Regions from separate parts of the Homo sapiens genome. Here region 2 is linked to region 1. Evidence: chromatin contacts called from ENCODE Hi-C or POLR2A ChIA-PET data. All regions are on one chromosome and are shown on one strand. The core of a region is the stretch at or near the end of the contact, and the rest is flanking DNA. Distances in the headings are between cores, read along the strand shown. Region 1 overlaps SLC14A2 (solute carrier family 14 member 2). Region 2 overlaps LOC105372093 (a long non-coding RNA gene).

Evidence for each region. A loop is a pair of places that touch in the nucleus more often than their neighbours do. ChIA-PET counts read pairs that join two places held with the same protein, here RNA polymerase II (POLR2A). Pooled maps may share reads with other maps.
Region 2: a map with no recorded cell type shows a loop between it and region 1 (8-fold over the local background). The contact joins two enhancer-like sites. A Hi-C loop is called at or near these places in 1 of 168 maps with a recorded cell type or tissue (endothelial cell of hepatic sinusoid), 5 of 37 single-sample maps with no recorded cell type and 9 of 50 pooled maps. POLR2A ChIA-PET finds 5 or more read pairs at or near these places in 3 of 52 experiments (CD4-positive, alpha-beta memory T cell, T-cell and activated naive CD4-positive, alpha-beta T cell).

The regions. Positions count from the first base shown.
Region 1 is chr18:45,663,325-45,668,339 of GRCh38, reverse strand. It overlaps SLC14A2 (solute carrier family 14 member 2), which reads right to left. Exons shown (of 20, transcript NM_007163.4): 11 at 4,433-4,555; 12 at 2,121-2,203; 13 at 1,246-1,405; 14 at 318-507. All of the region lies in intron 7 of LOC105372093 (a long non-coding RNA gene), which reads left to right. Among named protein-coding and RNA genes, the nearest start is that of SLC14A2, 50 kb to the right of the region's middle. Within about 2 kb of position 2,324, at least 7 of the 41 ENCODE cell types and tissues checked have a DNase peak (open chromatin) inside an H3K27ac peak, as active enhancers do.
Region 2 is chr18:45,772,814-45,777,684 of GRCh38, reverse strand. The region is part of intron 3 of LOC105372093 (a long non-coding RNA gene); the gene reads left to right. Among named protein-coding and RNA genes, the nearest start is that of SIGLEC15, 50 kb to the left of the region's middle. Within about 2 kb of position 2,349, at least 24 of the 41 ENCODE cell types and tissues checked have a DNase peak (open chromatin) inside an H3K27ac peak, as active enhancers do.

The DNA.
Region 1 (5,015 bases), core at 1,075-3,574:
GAGGGAGGGTCAGGTGGAGCAGGGGCTTCCCCAGGGCCCTTTACATTTTCCTATTGAGTCAGATTCTTTTTATCTGGGGCCTGACTACACACGCCTTCAAATAGACCACCCTTCTGGGAGTGGGGAAGGAAGACAACCCTATGAATCCTTCATATTTCTCTAGAAATATGTTGCTATGACAAAATAACCAGGGAACAGTCATTTTTAGTTGTCAGTGTCCTTATTTTGAGGATTTCTCAGCTGGGAAGAGGAAGAATGGTCCCCATGGGGAGTGACTTCTTGGCTACATGTTTGGACCCTGAGCCTCTGGGACTTACTTGTCCTGACTCAGGATGAGGGCTGTCAAGGTGGACATGATGGTACCCAGGCAGCCTGAGATCGCCCACCAGGGGTTCTGGATGAAGAGGCCGAGGATGATGAGGATGCCGCTGAGGGGGTTGTTCACAAACATCACTTGAGATGTGCCTCGGAGGACCCAGTCAAAGAACTGGAACACTGGGGACTTGTCTGAAATGGAACCGGGGCAGGAAGTAGGCAAGTGCTCAGTGTGGGCAGCCCTGGGTGGGCAGATGGAGGGTGTGAGGGAATCTGGATATCCGAAGTGGGTTTGCAGGAAGCCAGCCACCTGCTGTCACCTGCCACCAAAGATGGTAAACAAGGAACTCAAGAGAGCATCTGACTGCCAAGAAAACTCTTGAGACCCATCACCAGCCAGATGTGACCTCCAGGTTGTTTTTCTGGCAGGGGGGATTAGGTGCCCTGAGCTGCCTCTGACCCCTGTGGTGGTACCATGAATTTTCAAGAACATGTTCTTGCTGCATAGAGGGCATTAAACCCATGGGCTGAGCTCTGGAAAGATTGCTAAAGAGAACCTATTGGCATGGTAGACACAGTTCTCCCATGAACCATCCAGATGGCGTTTTTCTAGAATGCTGGCTCTAGAATCCCAATGCGAAAAACACCTGTCTGCAATATTCAGATGGGATATTTGAGATAGCAGAAGTGTTCTGTTCAGAAATGAGAGCTCATGAGCTCACACTCTTGCATGTATTGCTATTTATAGTTCAAGAGGCTGTATGTCTGTTTTAACAGCAAAACTCCCAGCTTCCAGGAAAGACCACAGTAACAGAGTGCAGTCTAGTCTAAGTCTAGTCTATAGGGAACCCCCATGGCAATGGGTTTCCTGGGGATGGGTGGAGGTGAGTTTTTAGGGTCAGGGTCAGTGTTGTTCTCATAGAATTTTACCTTTAAGTCCCTCTCCACACTCCTTCATCTCTCCTGTGATGTAGCTGAGGGCTTTGCTGACCCTTTTCCCACTGGCAGCCATGGAACTCCGAATCCAGGATGTCTTGGAAATGTTTGTTTCCACTTTTATCTCAGAGCTCTCCTCCATGGTGTCCAGATCCTGTCCAGGACAGAGATAGGCAAGAGTCTCCCACATTCGGTGGTTCTTACACTGAGAATTCATGTTTGTGGTCACTCAGGGACCAAATAAGATTGTCATTTGGTATTTCATTAAATTGCTGTTTAACCTCCCTGTTTCTGTAGATTAGACTGTCTTTTGTTTGACACATGACCTCATCTAATAGGTTAACTACCGTGAGGCACAGTAAGATAACATCTTTACTTTCGTTCTGTGGAGGAGGACTCTGGCAAGTGGAGGTTCTCATTTTCAAAGGTCAAGGTCAAACAGTAGAACTGAGATTAACCACAGATTTTTAGTCTTTTTTTTTTTTTAACATTAATACTCTTTCCAGAAGAAATGGCTTTCTCCCTGGCATGTCTAGTCTTTAAGATATAACTGTTCATAAACATAAGGGTATGAAATTGAACATGTGAAGATTCTGTTTTTGAAAACAGGCACCAGCTTATTTCCTAAATGCTTGAATACTGGGTTTAAAGGAAGCCTGATAATAATTCAAATACAAGGAATATGAAAAGTTACAAAGTAAACTGTGAAAGAGACATTTTTGTCCCAGGTAATTACATTTCAGAAAATACGAATGCAAGAAAAGTTTGCCTAAATCGGAGAACCTTGTTTACAGCTCTCAGCTCCCTCATCTGCTGTGGGCTCTGTGACTGTAGGGCGCTGTCCCTGATTCAGGACACTCAGTACTCACAAGCAGCTCGACTGTGGGCTTCCGGTATCGATAGGGAAATGGGTCTTTGTTTTGTCTTTCCTGGTGTTCGCCTTTTCCAAACACTGGAGTTAGAAGGAAAGAGCACCATCAGTTAGGACACCTCTACTCTGGCACCTCAGAAGCTAATGTCCTGCAAGGCTCAAGAGGTGTTAAGATTATGCAGTATTTCCTGTTCCTACTGAGGAAGCACAGAATCATGGGGCCTTGCAGCTCGAAGGCTCTTTTGTTCTTTTACTGGTCATGGATCCATCTGGGCCCTCGCTTTGGGGAAAAAGTGTACATCTTCATATAAACAGGGCATTTTACAAGGAATTTAGGGAGCTCAGAGATTCCACTAACTTTTAATTAAGAAGCCCTCATTTAGCTCAACCTTGATAATTTTTTAGATGAGGAAACAGCAGCCTGGAGAGACAGTGACTTGTGCTTGATCCCGGAATCCAGGGTTCTTTCTCCTGTTCCACATGGAGAACTTGAAGGTGAACAAAAAAAAAAAAAAAAAAAAAAAAAAAAGAAACTTGGTTGTTGTTGAAGCCCTTCACTTCCTGTTCATAAAGTATTAAGCTGCCTGAGCCATGAGCCATGCATAATCTGTGTTTGAATTTGGCCATGACTCTCCTCACCTGGATGACCTCAGGCTGTTCTGTTTGTTTTTGTTTTTGTTTTTTTAAGGTATTGTAGTAGCAATGGCTGGTGGGATTAGGACAAGAGACATCCATGTAATCTCTTGAAGCAGATTTTGGCAAGCCTTTGTAATTGTAGAAAACTCTTGCAATGTGGATCTAAACATTTTTATTATTACAGGTAATTTACTTTTAGAGACCACCAATTTCAGTAGGGTTTTATGCATCCTGAAAGATGTTCAGGCCCCTGGAAGTTTCCTTCTTGATGCTTTGGTTCCCTCCTGTGGTCAAGTGTGAGAATAGCAGGCTGGGCTCTGACTACCCTGTGTTTTCAGACTGAATTGCCTGTTCCCCCGTTCTGCACTCATGAGTCGTCAGGGTGTCAAAACACTAGAAGGGATGCATCGAAGGCACTGTGTTCCCACTTCTGAAGGGACAGGGACTGCAGATACCAGTGTGTTTGGGAGGTGACACCATTCAGGACAAACAAATTCATTTTGAAAGCTTTGAAAGGAAGAGTAGGAAGCAGAAGGGATCCCTTGAAATTGGAGGCCTGTGTGTGATATCCCCACTGACCCGCTGTTTCTGTCTGAAGCTCCTCTCTGCCTGCCAGTGCTGCAGGGCTCTCTACTATGCTCTCCCCAACCACAGCCCCTATCCTGAGACGATGTTAGGAGGAATTTATTAAGCCTTTGAGGCAAACCGTGGTCTCTTCCACACTCTGCTGGGGAACCTCTATCAAAGACAAACTCCTGAGCTACAGGGGCCCTTGAGATGTGCAATGTCCTCGGCAATCCCCTCTCCACCTCGTGTATTTTCCCATATTCACTCAAAGTCCATTTCTCTGGGCTAACTGACTTGTGGTATGAAATGATGAGACTTGGGGGAGCTGGAGGAAGAAGGTCATTCAGGCATCTTCTGGGGAGCATGTGATGTTGCACTAACTTGGGAGTCACTTTTATTCCCAACAGTGGCCCTAGTCAGCTGTGTGACTCTGGGCAATGCTGCCCCCTCTCTGGGGATTGGAGGCAGGATTAGATGGTCCCTGTGTCCTGGATCTTCATGAGGCTGCTCCAACCTTGCAGCTGGTTGAGGAAACCTCCCCAGACTCCTCCCTGTTTGCTGCCACATGTTCTCAGCTTCCACGTCCAAATTTCTGGCCTCCACTTGTTCAGCTTTAGCGGCCCTTGGATACCCTCTTCCTGGCCTTTGGCAGCACTTTCCCCACCATGGGTCTCTACCTGTGCCCTTGGCCTCCCCACCATTGCCATAGATGGGAACTGTTCATCTCTAGCCTCCTAGACCAGTGGTTTTTGATTTGCTGGCAAATTAGAATCTCCTGGAGAGCTTTAGAAGCTCCTGATGCCCACCCAGGCTGCTCTGCAGATGAATTAAACTAGTCACTGGGATGGGATGCAGGTGATTCCAATGTGCAGCCAGGTTGAGACCCCAGAATCTCACTGCCTGTCCCAGCTTCAGCCTCTCCGAGACCCAGGGGGCATCCAGACGCATTCGGGGAACTGTGGCCTTGGTCAGACGTCAGGTGTGAGAGGTCAAGTCTGACTCCAGCGGGTCTCCCCACCACCCTGTGAAGTAGGTATTGCCATTGTCCCTGTTTTATTAGAGACTAGGAAGGCAGGGATCCAAGCGTGAGGGGGAGGACATGCACACCTTTGCTCCTCCTCCGAATGGATGACCACTCGATGTGAAATACACTCCTGTGCTTGGAGAGCACAGCCTCCGAGCCCTCCTCCACCTTTGGGCCTGCTGTGGGTGGATGCTCCCCACCGCCTCCTAGCCAGGGGCAAAACAAGACAGGTCAGTGTCCCACCTAGTCCGCACCTGAGAGAGCCAAGCAGAGAGCTGGGAAAAATCACACAGATGCTGGAAAGGAGAGAGCAGTGAAGCCTGAAGCTGGAGTAGTCATTGCATCAGTCTCTGCATAAAACACTTAGCTTCTCTATTTCTCCCATTAAAACTTCTACTTCCTCTCCCCACAGTAACCCAAGTTATAGTCTGTCAAGAAATGGATGAGCAGTTTGCCTTATTTCTTAGTGTGCAAGGAAGCACTCTAAGACCCATTTAGCTGCAACTTGCACTGGCATGAGCAGGTGGCAGCCAGCGTCTTGGACTTCATCTGTGGCAGGGAGTTCCAAAACTGCCTGCATGTTAGAATCACCCAGGTGCTTTAAAAAAATGCCTGAGCTCCACCTCAGACCAGTTTAAAAAAATTAAAGTTTTGAATGCCCATGGT
Region 2 (4,871 bases), core at 1,100-3,599, 110 kb before region 1:
CTGCTCCTGGGAGGCTTTCTTCTCATATCTGTTCACATCCTTTTCTGTCCAGTCATCATGCAATTTCTGCCTCTGCCCCAATCATGTTTCCCCTAACTACTCTGCCACCCACAGTTTCTCTGTCCACCAAACTCCTAAATCCTTAATGGAATGACTCACTTAAGATTGGATTTATTATACACTTATTACGTTGTGGCTATTTGGAGAATATGTTTTATTTTTCCTAAAATAGAGGTTCCTTGAGGATAAGGATCATGTCTTTAATAAGTTTTTAACTCCTATGTGTCTATCACTATGCCTTGCCAAGGAGACACTTTGTGTTTTATTTGTACTCTGTGTAAATAATTTTTACAGAAATAGGTAACCATGGAAAGCCATTTAATATCTGTGAGTTGTTTTACAGCTGTTAAAATGATTAAAACAATACCTACTCTAATTCTTAAGGTTGATGAGAAGTTGAAATGGGCTAATGGATATGAAATAATTTGTATTATGTAATGTACTATAAAGAATTACTAACAGTTGCTGGGTGTGGTGGCTAATCCCAGCACTTTGGGAGGTTGAGGTGGGTGGATCACCTGAGGTCAGGAGCTCGAGACCAGCCTGGCCAACATGGTGAAACCCCATCTCTACTAAAAATATAAAAATTTAGCTGAGGATGGTGGTGGGTGCCTGTAATCCCAGCTACTCGGGAGGCTGAGGCAGGAGAATCACTTGAACCTGGGAGGTGGAGGTTGCAGTGAGCCGAGATCGGGCCTGGGTGACAAGAGTGAAACTCCGTCTCAAAAAAAAAAAAAAATTACTAACAGTAATAAGCATTGATCAAATCATTGGGGTAACACGAAGAGCTTTAAATTATCAATGATTAGAGATCAAAAAGAACCAGAAAGCCACTATCTGAGCCCTCAGTTGACAAAAGGATTCAATTCATCCATTCATTCACTCATGCATTGATGATTACTGTAGTGGCTAACATTGTGTCAGACACTGAACGTGCAGAAGTACAAGTTTCTGCTCACACCTCGCTCAGTCTGGTGGGTGACCTGATAAAGGTGGTAAATGGATATAACATTTACAAGGTGCTACAACAACACAGAAGGGAGACACCTGACCTTGGGAGGTGTGAGATGGCCTTCCTGGAAGAGATAATCACAAAACAAGTCTTACAGGACAAATAGGAGATAGTAATGGAAGAAAAAGGCTATGTCAGGAAGAGCAGCATATGTAAGCCTGGGTTTCAAAGAGGAAATCTCTTTAGAGAAAGTTTTATCAGTTTTATGTAGATGAGAAAGACTGTTGCCTTAAGAGACTGGACAGTTACATGAGGACCACATCAGTGAGGGCCTTGTATGGCCTCATGAACCACATTAAAAAGTATCAGCTCTCTTCTGTGCAAGGGACTCGCCAGATCATTTAGTCCAGTTTGTCACCAAATGACAGCATGAATCAGAAACACTTGGAGGGCTGTTGAAAGACATTCCTGGGCTCTCCGCTGAGTCCCTCATTCAGTAGATCTAGGACTGGCCTATAGTTTTCATTTCTAACGAGGTCCCAGCTGATGCTGATGTTGCTGGTCTGGGGACCAATTTGAGAACCACTTCTCTAGTCCAGCCTTTTCTTTCAGATAAACCACTGAGCACTAGAGGTGAAATTCATTAACGAAAGTCGTCAGCTCAAATAGGGCAAACTAACCGAGCAACCAGAGCTGATATCCGCCTTCCCCTAAACCCTTCGCAGTGGAGCTGTCCCTTCCAGGATCATCAGTAGCCTTACCTCCCTCCCTCCCCTTCAAGAATCCCACCCCTTCAGTGCTCTGCTTTTAGCGTCTGTAAGGGAAGGAAATTGGTTGCACCAACTTATGTTAGGATTTACTTTTAAAGAAGGTCCTTAGGAAAGGCAGCGTTTTAACCTAAGGGAGTGCATTTTCAAGAGTGGATTTTCAGGCAGGGAGCGCAGCAGGCGTTTCCCGACATGCCCGTGAGCAAGACTCGATCACGGCCCAGAAACCCTGCTTTGCAGAGGTGACCACCCCGGCCCGCCCGGAAGAACCGGGCCCGAGCTGCCGCGCCGCCACGGTGACTCGGCCATAAGACCCGCCAGACGGGTAAGGTTCCTGGTCTGAGGCTGCCCCTTCGGCTTTGCACAGCTTCCTCGTGCCGCCGCGCCCCGCCGCTGATTCCACGCTGCGAAGCGTGGGCCCAAGCACTGCGGCACTTGAGTCATAGCTTCATAAGCGACTTTCCTGAGAATGCTAGGGCTTGGGGTGATATTACGGACGGTAGCGTAACGTCCCTTCGGAAGGAACCCAGCTTCCAGCAGCCCAGTGCGCCGCCCTTCTCCTTCCCCCCATTTCTTCCCGCCCAGCCAAGAGTGTCAGGCAAACCCTTCCCGGCTGCCGGCAACCCAACAGTTCCGCCTTCTTCAGGGTTCTCAAGCTCAGAGTCTTCCAACCTTCCAAATACAGCATTCTGCCCAGGAGGTATTTCTTAAGGTTGTTGAATTCTCTGAGTCTTGAAGCTTGTAGGTCATCCCCTGTGTCTGTCTTGTTCTCTGCAGTTTAAGACAGGCTTAATAATAGCAACTAATTTTATTATTATTATTAACAGCTGCCTGAACAATGTCATGCCCTGTCTCTTTAATTGATTCAGTATATTGCTCATGGGTCTTCCATCTACATTGTCCTTCATTAGGCATGTGGGGCATTCAAACATGGACAGCACACACTTTCTGCACTCCAGGAACTTAAATATAATGTTGGGAAAACAAATACCACAGGAAGAGTTAACATACCATTCTCCAGCATTTTAGGTAGGAATGATACACACATGTTACCATCTGTGAATGGTAGAAGAAAGTCACCTGAGTGGGCAGTGGAGGCTTCAGAAAGGAGGTGGGGCTTGAAGTGTACTTTGGTGGGCTAGGTAGCTATTAGTTGGGTGGACAGGAGAAGAGGGGTCCTTTCCACATTGGAAGTGGAGTAGGAGGGAAGTGAGGTGAGGAATGACATGACCAAGGTTGGGGATGGGAAGACTGACATAGGTGGGAGGTGTATGTTGACATGTGAACCTTCATCTCCAAGAGATACAGTCCTATCTTTGTATTTTGGGTGACCATCAGCCTTAGTAATGCAACAAGATGTGACACTCCCCTCCCTATCTGGCCCCACCTGAGACCTAAGACAAAGACTGAGTAACACAGTCCTGTGGGCTCTGGCTTTTATGCCTCCCTCAAAGCCACTGGGAAATGGCACATACCTTTGGCAGGCACATGAGGTCCAAACAGAGAAACAGGAAGCTGTCTGGGTTTTATGGGCAGCCACATAATAGAAGAGTGATGTTTGTCTTCTAGGGTGATGTTTATGATTAAGAAGACCTGTTTAAACATGGTTAGTGGGTTATTCAAACCCCATTTAGGGAGAGCTAAAGGAAACCTTAGTTTCTATGGGTTCTTAGTTAATAATCAGAGCAGGGCTGGAAGAGAAGGACAGGATGTGGTGAGCAGAGGGGAAGAGAGAGGATTCCCAGGGGAAGACTAAAGTTGATAAGACACTCTGAACATTACTTCATATACTAAGGCTTTATTTATTCTAACAGACCTTTTCTCCTTGAAAAGATAATAAAATCTGTAATATCATCACTTCAAAGGAAAGGAAGCATTAAATCATTTTAGATTCAGAGGGTAGCAAGTTTTAATTAGGACTTACTACTGGGGGAGGCAGTGGGAGTGGGCATCTTCTCACATCTGGTGTAAAATTGATGATCTTTTTCTGGTTTGTGTAGAAGGCTATGAATAGAAGATGGAGAAGAAACACCAGGGAGACTGCTTGGTGTTCAGGCCCTCTCCTCCTAGGTCTCTACACAAATGCTGCATTGATTTCTCTCTTCTAGTCTTCACCTTGGAGATTCTTTAGGGCTACTAAATTCTTCTTTTAAGGTGGGGCATGGTGGCTCACACCTGTAATCCCAGCACTTTGGGAGGCTGAGGCAGGTGAATCATTTTAGGTCAGGAGTTCGAGACCAGCCTGGCCAACTTGGTGAAACCCCGTCTCTACTAAAAATACAAAAAAATTAGCAGGGCTTAGTGGCACCTGCCTGTAATCTCAGCTACTCAGGAGGCTGAGGCAGGAGAATTAATTGAACCCAGGAGGTGGAGGTTGCAGTGAGCTGAGATCAAGCCACTGCACTCCAGTCTGGGTAACAGAGTGAGACTCTATTAAAAAAAAATTATTCCTTTAAAATGAAACACTTTAATGGGAGGAGAGGAAGGATAATAGAAGGGTAAAGAAGGAAGAAGGCCAACCTGGCAAACATGACAAAACCCTGTCTCTACTAAAAATACAAAAATTAACCTGGTGTGGTGGCACACACCTGTAATCCCAGCTACTCAGGAGGTGAGATGGGAGGACTGCTTGAACCCAGGAGGTGGAGGTTGCAGTGAGCTGAGATCATGGCATTGCACTGCAGCCTGGGTAAAAAGAAAGAAGGAGAAGGAGAAGGAGAGGGAAGGAGGGGGAGAGGGAGGGGGAGGGGGAGGGAAGAAGAAGAAAGAAGAAGAAGAAGGAAGAAGAAGGGAAAAGAAAGAAGGAGAAGGAGGAGAAGAAAGAAAAAAGAAGAAAGAAGGAAGAGAGGCATAAGACCAGAAGGATTCTAAGGTTTAGGGCATCTTGAGGGAAGAAGATCTGAGAGGGGATCTTCAGAGGACCTTGGAGAGAACTGGATTGTTGGGAAAGGGCATCAACAATGAACTGAGAATGCACTAGGACAGACTTTGCCTAATGTGTGCTCAGTGATAATACAAAAATTGTGTTAAATGCCAACTATGAGAAATTTGCTTCAGAACTCATGAGGGTTTTTCAGATTTCTCTTGCCACT